Linked DNA regions of Mus musculus: region 1 is linked to region 2. A link is a loop called in an ENCODE intact Hi-C map of the cell type or tissue named here. Cell type or tissue: left cerebral cortex. All regions are shown on one strand.

What was found. A loop is a pair of places that touch in the nucleus more often than their neighbours do. Peaks named below come from ENCODE experiments on the same cell type or tissue, not always from the same donor. Only the 100,000 strongest peaks of a DNase experiment are listed, where the experiment ranks them.
Region 1: it touches region 2 in a loop (2.5-fold over the local background); 3 of 42 quality-filtered maps call a loop at or near these places.

What each region holds. Positions count from the first base shown.
Region 1 is chr16:90,797,599-90,802,598 of GRCm38, reverse strand. It overlaps Urb1 (URB1 ribosome biogenesis 1 homolog (S. cerevisiae)), which reads left to right. Exons shown (of 39, transcript NM_029497.1): 5 at 2,483-2,579; 6 at 4,621-4,706. Among named protein-coding and RNA genes, the nearest start is that of Urb1, 10 kb to the left of the region's middle. In left cerebral cortex, a CTCF peak has its summit at 456 (motif pointing right); DNase peaks (open chromatin) are centred at 472, 1,186, 1,691 and 2,534; H3K27ac peaks cover 375 bases.
Region 2 is chr16:90,927,117-90,932,116 of GRCm38, reverse strand. It overlaps Cfap298 (cilia and flagella associate protien 298), which reads left to right. Exons shown (of 7, transcript NM_026502.2): 2 at 956-1,123; 3 at 2,134-2,201; 4 at 4,609-4,767; 5 at 4,888-5,000. Among named protein-coding and RNA genes, the nearest start is that of Cfap298, 5.2 kb to the left of the region's middle. In left cerebral cortex, no CTCF peak of the experiment used is centred here; DNase peaks (open chromatin) are centred at 3,050, 3,280 and 3,574.

The DNA of each region.
Region 1 (5,000 bases), 130 kb after region 2:
ATAGAGCACAGTGAACACATACTATGCCCTGGCTGAGGTGGACGACTGTGTTGCTGTGCATGTCCTCTGTTAAAAACAGACAATATGCTAGTTCCTTGTCCTAGTATGCCTGGCAATTAGATTTCTTAACTGCTAGAAAGTAGTCTGATGGGTTCATAATAATGCTGAAACTTTTATGGTTTCGAGTCTAGCCTGGTGTTAAGGGTTTATAGAATTTTAAATAAGGCCGTGTCTGAGGGAAGAAAGTCCAGGTCTCAGTGTCCCTTAGACTTTATTAACATGTCAACATATTCCCATCAGTGGGTAAGGCTTTGGACATGAAATGCACTTATAATGAAAAGAGTGATCCAAGCTGAATGAGTAAGGTGTATTCAGGCCACCCAGATAGCCAGGACAATGTGGAAAGCCCAGCTAGGGCTCTTCCTCCCATACCCTGGCTACAGCAGCTGCTCAGCCAGGCTCCAGGGGGCACTGTTTTATCCCTGAACTCTGCAAAGTGGAAGGCTCTGTCCCATTGCAAGTGCTTGTACTTGCCTTGTGTGATCTGCATAAGCTCCTTTAGGTATATTGTGGTCAGTGACAGCCAGACATTAAGCTTTTTCAAAAGCCAGAGGCGTTAAAAATAGAGCAGCACACGGAACCTCGAGTTCCAGCTTTAGCCAGTGTCAGCCACCTTCACCCACTTTACAGTCCACCTTTCCAGTTGACTTTTATAGCAAATCTCAAAAGAGAATAATATTTCAGTATAAATATTTCAGCATGCACTCTTAGCAGAATAATGTCTTTAAAAACAAAACCACAATGGTATTATGGGACGGTCACCATTAATAATTTCTCACCATGAACAGCCAGTTTGGTCTTTGGATCTTCCAGTCTCAAAAACATTTTTATACTTTTTGGTTCAAATCTGGGTCTAAACAAGGACCATATTTTTGTTGTATTTGCCTAATAGGTTTGTCGGGTGTCTTTAAGTATCTCAAGCATTTGAGGCTCCCCATCCCAATACTCTGAAGTTGTTGGAGATGGAGAGTCCTTTCTGTTTTGTAAGGTATATTTTAATGTTTTTGAAGAAAGTAGATCATGTCTCTGTTTACTCAGCCAAAGAAAGCATTGTTAAAATCTTGTGCCAAAGAGCAGCTTTGCCAAATGTTTCAGCCTATTTTAGAAAGTATTTTTCAGAACAAGTCTAGAGAAGTTCAGAACGTTTCCTTTCTGGGATGATGTCCCTGTGAGGTCGTAGGGTGGGAACGAGGAGTCGGCACAGGCTGTCTTCAGTGGGAGTGGGATGCCTTTGAAGGGTAGGCTGGAAGCCTGTGGCAGTGCCTAGCCTAAGGAGGGTGGGTGCCTTGGCTCTGAGATTGGTCAGTCTAGTCTCTGCAGTATAGGACTTGAGATTGGAGGTTGGTTGTGATCTAGGATGGGAACTAGTATATGGTAGCCATTTTTTTTTCATTTAGAAATTCTTTATTGGAAGATCTTACAGGAAGATTTTGTCAAGTTTATTCTTGTACTCATACTCTAGAAAAATCTAAAGTGACAGAACTGGGCACTAGGGATTCCGGGCCCAGACTGCCTCTGCAGTCTTGACTTGAGAGAAGAAGAAGGTTGGTGGTGATGGTGGTGGTGATAATGAGTCTTTTTCCAACTCATTTGTAAAGTGTGAGTGCTCCCATGGGCTGTTGAGAGCTGAAGGAGGTGTCAGGGATTCAGTTTGTCATTGAGCCTGGCATGCATGAAGCAGGTGCTCATTACACACCGCCATTGTCCTCACGCGTTCACAGTGACTGCTGCCACCTCTTCTATTAACTCCTGAGCGGGCCAGGGTGATCTGGACGGCAGGGATGCTGAGTCCTTGGTCTTGCCAGGTGTTCAAGAACATACTTTCTCTCATATTAACTTGATTCTTGCAATGCATTCCAATTGTTGGAGTAACTGGGAATTGGAAAGGTTTTCTGTCTGAGTGGTGGAGGCTCTAAATACATGTTCCCGTGCTGGAGCAGCTGAGGCGACCTGTGCCTTCACTCCCTTGTGCTGAGACATGAATATACCTTAACATTGGGAGGGAAAGCTGATGAGATGGCCCATGGCTTCTCCACAAGTGTTGGGTGCTTGTTATGGCTTTTGTGCCTGCCTCCCTGGGTCATAGCAATGCCTGTGAGCTGTATCCCAGATGCCCGTGTGTTCGTAACATGAAGCATCATCTGTCCTTTGCTTTTCAGTGTTAATAACTGATTTACAATTTCTAATAACCAGATCTCACCACATTGGCCTCTCATCAGAAGCAGCACCATGTCTCCATTATCTCTGGCTTTCCTAAAACACAAATAATTGTTTTCATTAGCAAGCAAAGGGGATTGATCCCAGCAGGCAAAGGATGTTTGTCCCTATCCTAGAGTGAACTAAAGAAACTTAGGCGTACGTGCCTTCTGTGTTCTTCTCTGTAATGGCAGCATGTGACATGTGAGTCTCCTTTGTCCTACAGGGAGTGCATGACGTCCGGCTGGCCTACATCCAGTTTGCCCTTTCCTTCCTAATTGCGGGTGATGACAACACCATTGGACAAGTCCTGGAGATAAAAGGTGGGAGTGCCCTGTCCCTTGGGGACGTGTGAGGTTCAGGGAACCTACCGCAAGGGTTTCTTCCAAAAGAGGCTGCAGCCTCTGTAGCTGCAGTGCGTGCTACAGTGCTCGGACGATGCCTTTGAGCAGTTGTGTGTTGACAGCACTGGTTGGTGTTCCCTTGAGGCCATCTGGGATGCCAGCACAACCTTGAGACGCAAACAGGAGGCTTCATGGCTTTTGTTCCAAAGGACACGCAGATTCATAGCTCCGATTTTTCTTAGTATTTATATTTTTTAACATTTTTACTTATTTATTTTTTATGTGTCTGTTGTTTCCCCTGTGTGTATGTTTATAGACTACATGCTTGTGGCCCCTGCAGAGGACAGAGGCGGGCATCACATCTCCTGGGACTGCAGTTAGAAACAGTTTTGATCTATTAATGTAGGTTCTGGGAATCAAACCTGGGTTCTCTGGAAGAGCAGCTATTGCTCTTAACCACTGAGCCGTCTCTCCAGACCCAGTAATTGCAATAATTAAAAAAAAAAAAAAAGTATAAGGGTTTGGGATATAGCTCAGTTGTATAGCGCCTACTTAACATATACAAGGAGTTTGATTTCTGCACCATAATAACTAACATAGACAGATAAATTGATTGCTATTATGGCTGTACTCCATGTTATTAGAATATTACAGAATGTAAGGGAGCTTCACTTTGACCACCTCTGGTGACTGCCTCCTTGGAGCAAGGCTTGCCAGTTATTAGGAACATTAGTGTTTTATTAAGAGCTTCAGAAAGATAGTAATGACTGTCCTGTGGTAGCATATAGCAGTCGCTCAGAGTTCCAGAATCTTACCCTTATGTCCTAGAAGAGCACTGGGCTAAGTCCTTGGGAGAGTCCCCATGTGCTATAGCCTAAGTGGTTGGTGACCAACCCTTCTGCCTCAGCCAGGGCAGGGGAACTGAGCTTCGTGCTACGGGTGAGGGTCTGAGTAAAAGTGAGACTGTCTGTGGTCAGCCTGGGCCGTGTGGTGGCTCTGTTGCTGTTGGTCAGAGCGTGAGGGGAGGAGAGAGATTGCATTTGCTTAAGGTCTACATTAGTGACTTTTCTTTTTGCTGTAACAAAGTACCTGACAAGCAACTGAAGGATGGAGAGGTTTATCTGGGCTTGTGTTAGTTTAGGGAACAGTCTTTCATGGCAGGGAAGGCATGATGGCAAGAGTGTGAAGTAGCTGGTGACATTGAAGCCATGGTCAGGAAGCAGAGAGACGAATGTAAACATTACCATCCCATGGGCCTCAATGATAGTGAGAAAGCAGGCTGAGTGCCAGCATCCATCGCTCTCCAGCTAACCGTTAGCAGGGGATGGGGTGAGCAGACGGAGCACTAGGTGTCCCCATACCCACTGAGGTCAGTGTTGCAGGGACGGGGGTGAGTAGAGAAAAGCAGCAGGACCATCAGGCAGAGCAGCTGGACCCGGCAGAACCAAGCCAACTCGGATGGCACCGTGTTTGCTGCTGAGTAGAGGATTATGGTTAACTTGAAATTTGTGCTTTGACTTTAAAAACAAAAAAAAAAGAATGAGTTCTCTTTGTAGGATTGTGTGTGTTCTTTAGGCTTGTGTGTAGCCAGTGAGACAGATTGTTGGGTCTGCAGCTGTCTTGTAGGTAGAGAGAAGGGCAAACAGACTACCCCCTCTGCGCTGTGAAGCAGCTCAGAGCCCAGGACATCCCAAGCACCCCTGAGCTCATTAGGTGGAAAAGATTTCCAGGGTTGCTACCATGCTCGGTTACCCCCCCCCACCCCACCCCCACCCCCCACCAAATAGCACCAGGTGACTGTTACTTCATGCAAGGAAACGCTAAATGGGGCTGGGCAACTACCACCCTTCCTGAAAGTTCTGTGATTGTTTTACCTTGAGATGTCCTTGAGTCCCTGTGCCACGGAACCAGTTTACTGTTGAAACTGTGAACCTGGCACAGAAATCAGGTGTGGCATTATTTGCTCTACATTTCAAAGTTCCATGCGTTTATTTAATTCTTTGCAACATTCATTTTTCAGAATTTATCCCCTGCATCTTTAGCTCAGGTATAAAGGAGGATAAGATTTCTACCATCAACATTTTATTGTCCACACTGAAAACAAAGGTACGTGTTTGCTGTCTTGTGTGTCTTGTTGTCTTTGAGGATGAGTAAAGGCCTGTCCTCACTCCCCGGCCCCCAGGGGGCTTCAGAGCTGAACTTACAGTGAGGTAGTTTGGACAAGAGCTACTTAGGCTTAAACTTGGCATTGGTGGGGAGTTAGTTTGGGGCTGGAAGGTTAAAGAAGAGCGGGAACTCAAGCAGCCTGGCCGCTTTGCGACTATAAGGGAAAAGCTGTCATATGACCTCAGCTGCAGCAGTTTGGACTGTAAATTGCAAATGATACTTTCTTTACAAACC
Region 2 (5,000 bases):
GAAGCTGAAAGGAAACCCCTACTGGCTTGTTCCTCAGGTTTTGTTCATTCTTTGTCACCCCAGACCATCTGCCCATCCAGTGGCGACGCCTGACGTGTGCTCAGTAGTCATGACTCAAACATATGCCCTACAACTAGCCTATAGGCATCTGAGGGAGACGGTTTCTCAATTGAGGTTCCCTCTCCCTGGCTATATGTAGGTTTGTGCCAGGTTGACAAAAAACAACCTGCACAGTTGCCTAAATCCTTCCCAGTGATTTTTATGAAGTGTCATTATAAAGTTTTGTGAGTACGTTTGTGGGTGGGTGCCTCTGTGCCAGAGCAGGGAGGGGATCTATGTGTGAGGCCCGTGTAACGGGTGTTGTGTGACCTTGGGTTTTTAGAGCAGGCTGGCCAGCAGCCAATCCCCAGGGGTCCCCAGGCCTCTACCTTCCCCTAGATACCCCTACTCTCAGTGCACTGCACCACACTGGCCCTTTTACACGGGCTCTGCGATTCAGCCCCTCACCTTACAGAGCAAGCACTTTACCAAGGGAGCCTCCGTGTAAGGGGCTCATAAAATATTAGAAATATTAGCCTCAGATCAGAGTTGGACATTAGGAAGATGGACGTTTACCCAATTGTCTTACACCCTTCACAAGGTTACATTAAATGGGGCTCTCCGAGACTTTCTTTGGGAAATGGTAAAGCTGTGTGAACCGGCTTGGTCTTGAGCGCTGACCTGGTAACTCCTGAGCACAGTGGTTTAGAGCATGGACACAGAGGAGTCGAAGCTCACTGCTGCACTGACTGACTGAGGAGTTGGTAGCTTTGTCCGGGATTAGGGAAGCCCTGGCACATGGCTCCTGGTATATGAGTGTTAAAATCGTGAGCTAGAGTGGCCAGGCCTGAGCCAGGAGTGTACACTTGTAGTTAGTGATCACAGCTGAAGGCTCTGCCCTCGACTTGTTTTTCAGAGATGGAGGAGCTGGCGGAACACGGTGTCTTTCTGCCCCCTAATATGCAAGGGCTGACTGATGAGCAGATCGAAGAGCTGAAACTGAAGGACGAGTGGGGGGAGAAGTGTGTGCCCAGTGGAGGGTCTGTTTTTACGAAGGACGAGATCGGGCGGAGGAACGGGCAAGGTAACCGGCTCTCTCTCTCTTCTGCCTTTGCTCCCGTGCATCACATCAGACCTGAAGGCAGTGCTTTAGGTTAAGAGATGTGGGCCAGCAGGACGGCTCTGCAGGTGGATGGAGAAAGCTAACTCCCCACAGTTCACACGTGCATGCTGCCACACACATGCTCACCCACATTCACTAATGCAATTTCATCATTTCTCTGAAGACTTGATTGCACTCTGAAACGCCTGTGCTAAAACCAGGATGAGCCAAGGGGAGGACCCTGCTCTGTCTGCTCCCTCCTACTGAAGTGCCCCATTTGTCGGGTAAACAGGCCATTTAAATTTGCCGCCTCTGTAGGTCGGAAATGGGTGGGTGCTGTACCATTCTCCCTAGATGTGGAGACTCTGTCTCCACTGTACTTAGTTTTAAGCTTAGTTTAAACTTGGAAGTTGACTTGGTGCTCTGTGCCACGTGTGGACAGTCGTCAGATGAAGTAAAGTCTCGTGAGTCCAGAGGACACACACAGACTCCTAGCACTCAGGAGTTTAGGACGAGAGAATTGGGACAGCCTGGGTACGAGGGCAATCCTAACTCAAACAAACATACAAACATGCATGCATACATATAAGAAAAATTTATGTATGCACTTGTAAAGTTTTACTGGCATGCAGCCAGCCAATCACTAACTGCCCGTGTCTGCTTTTGAGACACTGAGAGAGATGAGCCGCAGCTTTGTAGCTTGAGAGGCCTAAAATTCTTTTAGCATCTGCTTGGCTTGCTGGCCCTGTTTGCCCAGTGACTTCCCTGGCCTGGTTTTGTAGCCTGTGCCAAACAGTGTAGAAGACACTGCAGACCTCGCCCCTTGCGGTGGGATCTCTGCCTGGGTTCCCACTTCTCTTTATGTCCCTGTGTCAAATCCAGACTGGAACACCCATGTCTCGATCTCCCAGGCTCAGGCAGTCCGGTTTGAGGACATCCGGAGTTTTTAGAGAGGCTGTGTGTTTGACCACTGTCCTTTTCTATCTTTATAGCTCCAAATGAGAAAATGAAGCAGGTTTTAAAGAAGACGGTAGAAGAAGCCAAGGCGATAGTGTCTAAGGTCAGCTTCTCCGTAGGATGCGCTTCTGTCAGCTTCTGTCTGTGACGTGGCCGATCCTGAGGATTAGCTGCAGTTAGCCGTGAGCTGGCGGCATCAGGCCCTGCCTGCTCCTCTCTTCCCTGCCTTTCTGTTGCCTCTGCATCTGCTTTTTTCTTTCCTTTCTCTGCCTTCCAGTAGCAAAGCAAATAAGCATAACGGTGATGACAGTTACCCAGTCCTGCCAGGTTCTGTTGAGCAAACAAAGGTTTCTATTGTCTTGTGTGAATGTGGGCTGTGTGCAGTTTGCGACCTGACCTGAACTGAGTCTCTTATGTTTGGAAGAACTTAGAAAGCTAAGCTGGGGAAGTTCTAATGGAGCTATAGATACAGGGCTGACAGAGACGTTTACTACAAAGCAGCGGTAATCACCTCCAGCATTTATATAGAAGCTGTCTCACAGAAGGAAAATAGCATTGAAGGGCAGATGATGTTCCCTGGATGAAGAGAATTCAGGGATATTGAAGCACCTGGGGACTGGAGAGCCAGCTGGGTAGATAAAGGCACTGGCTGCCATGCCTGATAGCCTGAGTTCAGAAGACCTGGGGTGATTTCAGGACCCTCCTGGTCGTAAGAGAACCAACTCCCACAAATTGTCCTCTTACCCCCACCGTGCCCCAGCATGTGCTATAGCACACACATACACACACACACACACACACACACACACACCACACCACACACATGCATACATGCAGGTGCAAATATATCTTTGATATTTTCACTTGTCACGTTTATCTGTGGGGTGACAGTCATTGCCACCCATGTGAGCGTGTCTTGGCATAACTCAGCCCTCCCACGCTTCTAGACTTGCCCCACAAAATGTACTCCTAAATATTCCCTAAGCTCTTAGCTAATCTACTTTTTCAATTTATTATATTTGAGACTCTTCCTATGTAGCTTTAGCCAGCCTAATACTCAGCTATGTAACCCAAACAGACCTTGAACTCATGGCGGTCCTCCTGCCTCAGCTCCCTGAGATTACAGGCATGCCTCCCCCACCCCCATGCCCCTTGCCCGGTCTTTGAGGAGCTCCTGGAAAGCTGAGGTGAGTGGGAAGCGTCTGGAGTCTCACCAGAGCCTTTGCTTACAAGACACATTTGAGCAGAGCTCCTGAGGAGAGCGGCAGCCATGGCCTCAGAGGCTGTGTCCTAGCAGGGTCCTTACCCTCAGACCACGCCCTTCACCCCCGCTGTGCGTTCTGTACTTCAGAATAGGCATCCCCTGTAGGTTCCTGTCCACCGAACCAGTGTCAGTACACAGTCCAGAGACTATCATCCTGGGTCACCCTCAGAGCTCCCTTCCCTGTGTCATCCGTGTGTCTGCGGTTGGTTCCCTGCCATCCTCCTGGCATGCCTCCTCTCATTGCCACACCTCACCCCCAGTTGATTAAAGTCTCCTCAGTATCAGCAGGAGGTCAGTTCAGGTCTAACCCCGGGACCCAGCTAGCAGGGACCCCATGTGACTCCTGCATTCAGTTCAGGTCCCCCAGCATTGCTAGGCAGGGGCTGTTTGCAGTGACCACCGTGACCTAAGCTGTTGACGCAAACTCAGGTAGAATGCAAAGGAGCTTCTTATAGGCAACAGGGGAAGCCGGTGTTACGGATGCTCGGATGCTCGGGTGAGAACCCAGGCAGCCTGCAGTACATAGGAAGATGTGTCTCAGCAGATTGCTGGGGCTGGAGAGGTGGCTGTGGTTAAATGCACTTGCTGCTCAGAGCACCCCCGTGGCTGCTCACAGTCGTCTCCAGCGCCAACTCCAGAGGATTAGTGACCTCCTTTATAAGCACCAAGCACACACGTGGTGCACACACATGCATGTGGGCAAAGCGCTGTGTACACATACAAAGTCACAAAGCACATCCCCAGCACCAGTGATCCAAAGGGCTTCTGCCGGGTCCTAGGAACCAGGGACCAACCTTAGCTCTATTCTTTACATGTACCCCTCTCTGTTCTCTTGAGAGCCTCTGGCTGATGCCTCTCCAACTCAGTCCACAGCGTGCTCATTGCGAGACAAGCTCCAGTATATTCTCTCTACCTAGGACATTGTCACCCCTTTGCCTGACACTGAGGCTCTGGCTGCCCCTTCCTCTCCCACCTGCTGCCCAGGGCTGCACCTGCCCTGAAGCTGCCTCTCTCTGCCTCTTCACTGCCTCCTCCCAGCCTTGAGTACTGCAGGCTCTCTGGTGCCACTCACAGTCTGGCCCGGGCCACAGTGTCCTCAGCTCAGTTCTGAAGTGGACGGTAGTCACCCTGAAAGCAGCAGCTCTTTGGTTCCTTCTGTGGCTGTGCTGGCAGGGCCGCCAAGGTCCTCATGGGGTAACCTGCCAGGAGGATATTGACTCAATAGTGGCGCCCAATGCACTTTCAGAAACAAGTAGAAGCTGGAGTCTTTGTTACCATGGAGATGGTGAAAGATGCCTTGGACCAGCTTCGAGGTGCGGTCATGATCGTTTATCCCATGGGGCTGCCACCATACGATCCTATCCGGATGGAATTTGAAAATAAAGAAGATTTGTCAGGAACTCAGGTATGTGGGGCAGGGTGGGGAGAGCAGGGTGAAGGGCCTGCAGCCAGGCTCCGGGTGCTGGGGTAGGACGAGCATGGCTTTCCCCTCAAGCCCCTTCCTGTGTTGTATAACTGACCACAGGCAGCCCTCGAAGTCATCCAGGAGTCGGAGGCACAGCTGTGGTGGGCCGCCAAGGAGCTGAGAAGAACAAAGAAGCTTTCTGACTATGTGGGGAAAAATGAGAAAACCAAAAT